Regions from separate parts of the Mus musculus genome. Here region 1 is linked to region 2. The links are chromatin loops, found by intact Hi-C in ENCODE. Cell type or tissue: left cerebral cortex. All regions are shown on one strand. Each heading gives the region's core, and the rest is flanking DNA. Links, peaks and the distances in the headings are about the cores only. Region 1 holds the start of Cflar (CASP8 and FADD-like apoptosis regulator). Region 2 has its middle 44 kb from the start of Flacc1.

The links. Peaks named below come from ENCODE experiments on the same cell type or tissue, not always from the same donor. Only the 100,000 strongest peaks of a DNase experiment are listed, where the experiment ranks them.
Region 1: it touches region 2 in a loop (3-fold over the local background); 11 of 42 quality-filtered maps call a loop at or near these places.

What each region holds. Positions count from the first base shown.
Region 1 is chr1:58,710,455-58,715,827 of GRCm38, reverse strand. Cflar (CASP8 and FADD-like apoptosis regulator) reads right to left here and starts at 2,542. Exons shown (of 10, transcript NM_207653.6): 1 at 2,169-2,542. In left cerebral cortex, for the core only: a CTCF peak has its summit at 2,574; DNase peaks (open chromatin) are centred at 3,238, 3,421, 4,143, 4,313 and 2 more places; H3K4me3 peaks cover 3,466 bases; H3K27ac peaks cover 3,422 bases.
Region 2 is chr1:58,649,301-58,654,673 of GRCm38, reverse strand. It overlaps the pseudogene Gm20257. Among named protein-coding and RNA genes, the nearest start is that of Flacc1, 44 kb to the left of the region's middle. In left cerebral cortex, for the core only: no CTCF peak of the experiment used is centred there; DNase peaks (open chromatin) are centred at 1,844, 2,041 and 2,824; H3K4me3 peaks cover 1,172 bases; H3K27ac peaks cover 774 bases.

The DNA.
Region 1 (5,373 bases), core at 106-5,105, 61 kb before region 2:
GAGGACCAGGAGTTCAAGGTTGGCCCAGGCTCCAGGAGACTCAGTCTCAAACAAAACCAAAAACTAAAGCTACAAGAGAAAAAAAGTATTTTTTAAAAGATCACAGAAATATAAGGCAAAGGGGGACTTTTAAACATGGAACATTTCACAGGTCCATGAAGCTCTGGTTCCCACTTGTAAAACAAGATCTTTGAAGGAAGTCACTTACTTCAAAGCACACTAAACCTTGAAAGTAGTTAAAGCAAGTGGAGTTTTCAATCACACTGAAAAACTGAGGTGGGCTGGAGAGATGGCTCATCGGTTAAGAGCACTGACTGCTCTTCTTCTAGAGGTCCTGAGTTCAATTCCCAGCAACCACATGGTGGCTCACAACCATCTGTAATGGGATCTAATGCCCTCTTCTGGTGTGTCTGAAGACAGCTACATTTTATTCACATACATCAAATAAACAAATAAGTAAATAAAAACTGAGGTATTAAATGTAGATCAAAAACTGTGAAAGACCTGGGTGCAGGAGCTCATGTCAGTAATCTTCGCGCTTGGGAAGCTGAGGAGGATTTGGAGAATTCAAGGCCAATCTGTGCTGCGTGGTGAGTTGCAAACCAGCCTGGGCTATAGTGAAGTGCTGTCTTCAAAATCAGAAGATACAGCCGGGTGTGGTGGCGCACGCCTTTAGTCCCAGCACTTGGGAGGCAGAGGCAGGCGGATTTCTGAGTTTGAGGCCAGCCTGGTCTACAGAGTGAGTTCCAGGACAGCCAGGCCTACACAGAGAAACCCTGTCTCGAAAAAAAAACAAAAAACAAACAAAAAAATCAGAAGATACCACAGTCTTCTTCAACTGAAGAGTTCAATGCAGAACACAGTCTCGAATAAGTGGTAAATCTGATACCGAGTTGGCAGAACTTAATTCTTTCAATGTGTTCAACCAAAGAAACCCCAGAAAGAGGAAAATAATGAAGCTAAGATTTGTTGTTGTTGTCTTTGTTGTTGTTGTTGTTGTTGTTGTTTTCTGGCATTAAATGGACAAAGAAAAAGTGGCTATGAGTACAGATCATCGAATGAGCATAAATATAGAATAAGGTACAAAGAGCAGAAAGAGTTCAATTTTACCTAGAAAGACAAGGGCACACAGACAGACAGACACACACACACACACAGTCTTTTTCTTTCAATAGTGACACAAAGGAAGAAATTGTTCCCCAAAGCTAAGAATTGAAGAGGGAGGAGAAAGAAAGAAAAAAAAAGAGCCAATGAAACAAATCCAAGTGGCCACTGCACAAGATGGGGAAGGAGGGGAAACTAGGATGGAAACAGAAAAACAACACCACAAACATCTGTTCTGAAAGACTGTTTGGAGAAAGAATACGAAAAGGAGCTGGATGGCTGGGGCCAAGGGAAGATTCCCAATTTTTTTAAAGGCAACCAAAAGACTGTATTTGAGTACACCAATGTATGTGACTAGAACCAGCCACCTCTGGCTGTCGCTAGGGAATGGACTCGTGGGAGGTGGGGGCAGTGTCTGTATTTACTTTGCAGGTATATTTTATTTATATTATAACTTGCCTGAAAGGTTTTGGATATTAAAATGCAATGCAAAATAAGAAGTAAAATCCTTAGTAAGGAGCAAGACAGCTGCCCCAGGTGGGGTGTCAAGTCTTCCCAGAGGTGAAGGTCAGCTAGGGCGTCATAACACAGGTAGTGCTTCTTGTTTCTGAGATTTAAGAGAAATAATGCTTTGAGTATAGGAAGGCCCTGGGCCAAACCCTCACTGCCTCACTCTTGGCCAGCAGGCTTCTTGCCAGGATAAGCTGTCCTTGAGCTTTGTCCAGGCAGCCTCTACGCTGGGATTATAGAAACAAACAAAAAACACCCAAGTACCTTGTTCGAAATTTCACGCCATCCAGAGTCACACACTAAATTAACAAGGAGGCATTTGAGTCCAGTAACAAGTTTAATTTAATAAGTCTTTGGCTCTCTTCAAGAAAGACTTGGATTTGAATGTGCCACAAGTCTGGAGGTGCTGTGAGTGGATCCCCAAAAAGCACAGAAGGAACCAAGAGTGGAAGATAGGAAACGAACACTTTCCTACATTAATCAGGAGTCAGCTCTCCAACTTCCCAAGTCCCTTTGGGAACTGCAAGAATAGGAGGGGTTCTGGGATTACTCACACCGGGCGGTCGCCGGCCCATCCCACTCAACAACGGCTTTGTCGCCTGTCTTCGCTGGAGACCACCAGAAAACTGGATCGAACGAGACACTGGAAAGAACACAGAGAGGAGCAGACTCTTCAGTAGGCGTCCAGGAAAGTTAGCCTGCGGAGCTGGCCCAAGCTGCTAGCCAGGTGACGCGCCCAGCGAGCCCAACAGGTTCAGGAATGAGATGCGACCGCTCTCTCCCAGCGATAAGGACGTCCCCAGAGTACTCTTGCGGGGGCAGAATCGCGAGTGTGAGCAAAGAGAAGGGCTCCGAGAAGATGAGAATGGCCGCCATTTCACCAAAACTGAATCGAGGCCATTGCTGAATTCCACAATCCTAACAAGAGGGCGGAGGAAAGTTACAGGAAGCCAGAGAGGAAGCCAACTTCCGCCTCTAGGGGCGAAACTGACCAGTCAAGGCTCAAAAAAAAAAAAAAAAAAAAAAAAAAGAAAGAAAACCCCAAAGACCGCACATACCCCAAATCCCGCCCCCCATGCTACTTCTCTGAAGGAAGGAAACACCCCACTTCCCACCCACCCACCCCCCACCCGGGTTTCTCGCAGCTTGGGAAACTAGGTTAGCAAGTGGTGACTTGCTAAAGAATTAAATGTCATCAAAAACAATGTACAACATAAAACTTCTGGAAAAATCCATTGAAGCTGAGTGTGGTGGTGTACGCCCAGCTTTGGGGGCGGGCGGGGGTGGGGTCGGCTGCTGAGAGAAGATTTTAGCGGTCAAATCGCTTGCTTACCCAAAGCCTCCACCTCCGCGCCCCACCCCGCCCCCCACCCCCCACCCCCCCCCCACTCCCCCCCCCCGCTCCAGCTGCCAAGTGAGGTCTCTGCCTTCAGAAACCCTGTGCTCTGGACATTGGTCACTGAATACACACAGTACCTAAGTGTCATCCCAGCTGGTTGGAATAAAGACTTTCAATAGGCTATGAACTTTGGCTACGTGGTTATCTCTGGTGGACTCCCAGGAACAGTGACTAATAGCGACATACTCTCTAATCCTAGTAATCCAATCAGGAGGCAGACACAGGTGGATCTCTGCACAGTCTAGGGCAGCCTGGGCTACACAGTGAGTTTAAGGAGAGCCAGGGCTGTATAGAGAATAGAGTCCTGTCTCAGAATACCAAAAAATAAAATAAAAAAATAATTTGCTTACAAACCAAGCTTGTTTGTGATACCAGAGAGCTGAGCTTTCTGCTTTGTTCAGAACCTTTTGTAAACTAGGAGGTCGACCTTTTATCTAAAATCTCTTCTTAGGTTTTAAATTTTAGATCATCCCTATTGGTCAAGGCCTGACATATGACACTCCCTTCTGGCCCCACCCCTTTTACTGTTAAAAAATTTTTTTTCGAAGGTTACCTGAACCCGGAGGATTTAATTAGACTCCTTGAATTTACTTCCAGCGAACTTGTCCACCAAAAGAGAGAGAGAGAGAGAGAGAGAGAGAGAGAGGGAGGGAGAGAGAGAGAGAGAGAGAGAGAGAGAGAGAGAGAGAGAGAGAGAACCAACTTTTCGAAAGGAAAGCTGGAAACTGGACAGTTCAACTCCAGGAAATGAGTAATTCTCTAGATGTTTTGTGCTTGACTAATTGTGGCTCGGCCAGCAAAGTTAATCTTTAGTTTTCCGACAGGAACACAGGAATGCTCCCCCTTGGGGGTTTATGGGTGCTCCCTCCAGTCCTCAATGCAGTCACTACAGCTCCGGGGTGCCTTAGGGTCATTAAGGGTCACTTCCCTGAAGATCCCATCCCCTGAACACACCAGGCCTCCTTGAACTGGGAGTTGTTGCCACCTGTGGTCGCCCTGAGCCCTGGTTCTTACCCAGCCAGCAAAGCCAGTAAAGGAGCTACAGTCCTCCGCGCCCTCCCGGGCTCCGCCCGCCATCCCCTGTGCGCCAGCGCCGGCGCCGGACTCGTAGCGACCTCCTTGCCGGGCTAGAACGCGCACGGCACAGCGGCCCGGGACTTAGGGTCCCAGGCTCGCGCAGCGTCGCGAGTAGCGCGCCAGTTACACCGCGCAGGTCACGTACCTGTCCGGCCCTAAGTGGCCGCTTGAGAGGCTCAGGTCTCAGAGACTTCGCTGCGTGCTTTAGGGTCCGCAAAATGGAGACGCCCAGAAACCGAAAGCAGACGTGGCAGCAGGCGCAGCGTCTCTGAGCCCTGGCTCGCATCCTGGGCCGGGTTTTTAGCAAAGACAAAGGTCTTCCGAGCAGTCAGCATAGAGGCCGAAAAGCATTCTCTCCAGACCCTTACTTGACTTTATAAAGACAAAAAAAAGTCTTTGGCTAGATACACTTTTAAATACAGAAAAACACAAATAAAATAACAAATATCTTTATTTCTACCAGTCTGAACATGTAGGCTTCCTTTTTTATCCGGTGGAGCCGCTCCAGTGGAAGGAGACAAAGTATCAACACATTTTCTGTGTTACTCTCTTGGAGGCCTTGTGGTGGAAGAGGACAGGAAGCAAAGGAGAGAATCAGCTCTACAAGTTGTCCCCTGATAACCACGCGTGTGCCAGGGCATGTGTGCCCACACACATAAACATAATAAAATTAAAACTAAGCCTTTAGCCTTTAAGCCTCGATCTAAATTACACTTTAAAACTTGTTACTTAAGGACTGGAGCAGGTGGTACAACTAGTAAATATTTTTCCCTGCTCCCAAAGACTGATGACTTGTAAAAGTAAAAAGAAAGAAAAAAAAAAAAAAAACCACACCCACACAGGTAGCCTCCGTGTGTGCGATGCTGTACGCATGTCAATGCAGATATGGAACACACAAAATAATAAAGGAAAAGTGTAAACCATGTAACTCAGCTACAGAATATATATCCCATAAAATAATAGGACACAGCTGTCCCCGGCAGAGCCTGTAACCATACTCGGGTATGTCTTACTCTTTCCCAGAGCATTTCTCTACTAACCTCTAGTCTTACAACCCATGGTAAAAATGTCGTTTAACCTCAGCCTCTCAATAGGATTCTAGGATTCTAGGCCTGTGTTCACCAGACCCAGCTCAAACTCTTAATTCATTCATTCACTAGTATATGACATTATTTTTTCTTGTGTATCAAGTTTTATTTCTCACTCTTACAGAGTTCTTATAAATAATACTTGGATAACTAAAATTTAACAGTATATATGCCCTTTCTATATAGGAGAGCATG
Region 2 (5,373 bases), core at 58-5,057:
CCCAGCATCTCACTGGTTGTGCCACCCACTGTCTCACTGGCTTTGCCACCCACCATCTCACTGGCTTTGCCACCCACTGTCTCACTTGCTGTGTCCACCCTCCCTCTGGCTGTGCCCACCACCTCACTGGCTGTGCCTGAGGTAGGTTCTCTAGTTCTGTCTCTCTCTCTGTCTCTAGTTCTGACATTTGCAGTTGAAAGTCACTGAATCAAGACTTCTCACCACTGTTCTGGCAACTCAGTTTTCTCAGAGCACACAGAGTTACTTTTGTGTACTTGGAATCTCTGCTGGTTACAAGAAACCAGAGTTCCAATGGAGGAGCTAGAGAAAGTACCCAAGGAGCTAAAGGGATCTGCAACCCTATAGGTGGAGCAACATTATGAACTAACCAGTACCCCGGAGCTCTTGACTCTAGCTGCATATGTATCAAAAGATGGCCTAGTCGGCCATCACTGGAAAGAGAGGCCATTGGACGCGCAAACTTTATATGCCCCAGTACAGGGGAACGCCAGGGCCAAAAAGGGGGAGTGGGTGGGTAGGGGAGTGGGGGTGGGTGGCTATAGGGGACTTTTGGTATAGCATTGGAAATGTAAATGAGCTAAATACCTAATAAAAAATGGAAAAAAAAAAAAAAAGAAACCAGAGTTCCTATCAGATTTGCTTTCCTTCTCTGTTAACCTATGTGTTCCTCCATGTTTCCCATGTTGCCATTTGGACCTCACAAATGCCTCCCTTTCTTCCCCCAGTACTCTCTGCCTAAATCAGCATTGCTCCTACAGGAACATCCACAGATTTCTACCAAAATGTAGGCAAGTAAAGGCTAAACATTTCCCATAGCTACTTCCCCACCTCTGACACCAGCTGTCTGAGCAATCTTGTGGAGCAACCTCTTCATCAATCTGCATAGCTGACATGGATCCTGTAGGACTCAGGGTCTGTGTTACAAAATGAAAGCACTGCAATGGTGTTCCTGTCTACTCTCCACATGCCATGGGAAATTCTCACTCTTCAGACACCAGACGATAAGACAGAGATGTAAAAGGAGCCCGTAGAAGGGCTCCTCATTGTTCAGCTATCAGCCGGGTGTAAGTGGGAGGGAACCTGAAGTATGGAGCCCTAATTTAACTGGAGATGAACCATATGCCATAGGGCTATCATCCCACACTTGTGGCTTCTTAAGCAGGTCAAATTAGTAGAGACATACAGATCCCCTGCTCTTCAGTATGGTCACAGTTTGCAAAGAAGATTCAAGGCTAGATAGCAATTAGAGGATTTCTTTCCTAATTTTTAAAAATTATATTTACTTATGCACACAGGCACATGACATGGTTCACATGTGGTGGTCATAGGACAATTTAAAGGAGTTGGTCTTCTCCACCATATAGGTCCCTGGGTATTTAACTCATGTTATAAGACTTGGAACCAAGTGCCTTTACCCAGTGAGCCATCTTGACAGCTCTAAAACATGCCTTCTGACAAAGCTGGTAATGGACAGTTCAACTCCAGGAAATGAGTAATTCTCTAGATGTTTTGTGCTTGACTAATTGTGGCTCGGCCAGCAAAGTTAATCTTTAGTTTTCCGACAGGAACACAGGAATGCTCCCCCTTGGGGGTTTATGGGTGCTCCCTCCAGTCCTCAATGCAGTCACGACAGCTCCGGGGTGCCTTAGGGTCATTAAGGGTTACTTCCCCGAAGATCCCATCGCCTGAACACACCAGGCCCCCATGGGCTGGGGAGTTGATGCCACCTGTGGTCGCCCTGAGCCCTGGTTCTTACCCAGCCAGCAAAGCCAGTAAAGAAAGGAGCTACAGTCCTCCGCGCCCTCCCGGGCTCCGCCCGCCATCCCCTGTGTGCCTTCGCGGCACTCACAGCGACCTCCGGGGCCGGGCAAGTATGCGCACGGCACAGTGGCCGGGGACTTAGGGTCCCGGGCTCGCGCAGCGTCGCGAGTAGCGCTCCGGTTACACCCCGCAGGTCACCTACCTGTCTGCCCCTAAGTGGCCGCTTGAGAGGCTCAGGTCTCAGAGACTTCGCTGCGTGCCTTAGGCTCCCCAAAATGGAGACGCCCAGAAACCGAAAGCAGACGTGGCAGCAGGCGCAGCATCTCTGAGCCCTGGCTGGCATCCTGGGCCAGGCTTTAGCAAAGACAAAGGTCCTCTGAGCAGTCAGCATGGCAGCAGAAAAGCGTTCTCTCCAGACCCTTACTTGACTTCATAAAGACAAAAAAAAAAAAAAAAAAAAAGTCTTTGGCTAGATATGTATCCCACTTTTAAATACAGAAAAACACAAGTAAAATAGCAAATATCTTTATTTCTACTGAAAAAATATAAAAGCAAAATTCTAGGCCTTTAGGCCAAGGCTTGGGAATGTGATCTCTGTGACTCAATGCTCCAAGGTATGCTAATCATAAAACAGCGACATTCCTCTACCCACCCGCTTCCTGGGTTCAAAGAGTGTTCATTCAAAGAATGTGCTATTGTTAGGGGCTCCTAGAAATTGTCTTGAGAGATAACCGGAACAATTACCAGGTATTCCTTGTGACTCTTGTGGCTTTGCACTTCCTTGTGATTCTTAACTGGTATCTTTGGTATTTTCCAACAACGCCCTCCCCACTTCCTTGAGTTGTGGTTTCTTCCTTTAAATGCCCCCTTACCCAGCTACTCGGGGCACCATGGTCCTCTACCCCTGTGTGGTGTATGACCGTGGGCCTGAGAGCGCTCTTGAATTAAAAGTCCTCTTGCAGTTTGCAGTAAGACCGTTTCTCGTGAGTGATTTGGGGTGTCACCTCTCCTGAGTCAGAACGTGTGGGAGTCCTCACGTTGTGGGTCTTTCACTACCACTCTGAACATGTGGGCTTCCTTTCTTATCCGGTGGAGTCGCCCCAGTGGGAGGAGACAAAGTGTCAATACATTTTCTGTGTTACTCTCTTGCATGGGCCTGTCCTGGAGAGTGGTTAATATACATAGCGACACTCCCCTGGAGAAAACTGATTTTCCCTTACCCAGCAGCTATCAGTTGCACCTAGCTTTTCGGTTAGGGGCAGGGCTCTGTCCACTTCCTTGCCTCAGTGCTGGGATTTTGTCCGGTGTGAGCCTGTGCGAGTCTTGTGTGTATTAGCAAAGCCTCCGTGGATTCATATGTGCATTAACATTAGTTCAGTTGTGTCAAGAAGAATTTCCTTGGGGTTATCCACTCTCTCTGTCTCTTCCAGGCTTCCCACCTTCTCTTGTGCATAGATCCCTGAGCCTTGAGTGGAGGGTGTGATAAACACATTCCATCTAGATCTGAGTGCTCCAAAGTCTCTTCCTCACTACACTGTCTAGTTGTGGGTCTCTGGTAATTCCCGTCTACTACAAGAACTTCTCTGACCAGGGGTGAGTGAGGCACTGAACTATGGTTATGGGAATCCATCATTAGAGGTCTGCTTATTACTTTGTTCTTTTAGTAGAATAACAGGAGGCGGTTTTCCCCCTGGTTTCAGGTTCTTGGCCACTTTAACAGTGTCATATATGAGATGCATCTCCTGGAGTGGGCCTTAAACCTGATTTTTTAAAAAGTGGTCGTTCCTTCCATAACATTTATGTCACTATTGCACAGGGTATACCTTGCAGGCAAGTCACAGTTGTATGTCACAGGGTATTAAGGTCAAAATTATTTAGGATCTTGAGTTTTGTCTCATTCCGTCTCATTCTTAAATCTAAATACCACTCAAAAAATTACCATTTGATTTACTTTTTAACAAAGCAAGTGAAAGAACTCAGTGGGGAAACCCCCACTCAGTTCCCAATTCGGCGTGCACCCAAGAATCACGAATAGAACACAACACCTTGATGTAACAACAAGAGGTTTTTTAATGGCGGAGCTCCGGGTCGAAACGTATCTCACACAACAGGAGACAGTGGATTCGACCACGAGGCTTGGAAGCTAGGGGTTTTTATAGAAAAGGAGTGGGGCTGGGGGAGGAATTGGCGCGGTTTCACATGATTGGCCCATTTAAACATCAGCAGCCTGTAACATTTAACTTAGGTCAAAGGGGTGGGAGCTAGGGAGGCGATGGGCCTGCCCGGGCATGTCCTGGTCTGTTCTGCTATGTTCTCAGCCCCAGGTTTCAAAGCTCACAAACAACTCTTTGGGCTATTTAACATACATTACATGAATTACAGTTTTATTTCCTTTCATTCCCCTCTTCTTCTGTTTAGACTAATTCTAATCATAGAATTTTAGAGATTGGTGTCCCCTAACTCTTCATCTACCTGAACTATAAGTTGATATTGCCTTTGAAGAACCATGAGTTTTACTGTATCAATTTTACTCTGGATGAAAGCCATTCCTCTATTTATTATACAAGGGCCGAAAACTAAAGCTAAGCATATCATAAGGATTGGTCCGGCTACAGCGGAAATTAAAGAAGTTATCCAAGATGGTCGCGATTCAAACCACGACTCAAACCACCCCCGTTGAGCATCCCGTTCCTGTTTCCTTCGCTCTAATCTTTCTCTCAGTTTCTGCATAGAGTCTCTAACTATTTCTGTATGATCTGCATAGAAGCAGCACTCTTCTTTAAGGGCAGCACACAGTCCTCTTTCCTTTAGGAACAACAAATCAAGACCTCTCCTGTTCTGTAAAACTACCTCAGACAGGGAGGTCAAAGATTTTTTTAAAGCGTCAATGGACTTCTCTATTGTCGCTAGGTCTTCATTGACAGCATCTCTCAAAGACTGAATTCCCTGTCTTCCTTCTATCAAAGCTGACACTCCCGTCCCCACTCCTACTGCCATACCTATTTCCATGAATGCAGCCAGGGTTAAAGTAATTGGTTCTCTTTTTGACCGCCGCCCAGCATAGCTTTCTTCTAAACTGGATGCAGGGTGATAATATATGCGGGGTAACAGCTGGATCATGACACAAAAATCATGAGATGAATTAAAAACCTTAGTTGATACACAGGGAGTAAGTCCTGTATTGCAAGCCCACCATCCAACTGGGGAAGGTACAAGATAGTAATTAGCTTCCGTTCTGGACACAGACTGAATTTGTCCGCATAGGTGTTTGTGAGTGGAAGGTGGGGTACCTATACAGAGACCTGGATTCCTCGCGGATACTTCAGTCAGGGTCAGTTTTTGTCCTGTACCCCAAGAGCAGGAAGTATGGCTGCTGGTTCTGTTGAAATCTCCATTGAAGTCGATTCCTTCATAATAAGGCGGACCCGAGGACAGGCATAGCCAGCAGTCCTCAGTAGCGCTTGGATCAGTTCTGTTAAGGGCATAAAAGGCTCCTCTCACTAGGTTAAACATCCTCTGTCTTGAAGGAATCGCGGGGGTAATAGTTAGAGGTACCTGAGGAGTGGGAGGTTGGGTGATAGCGGCCATATT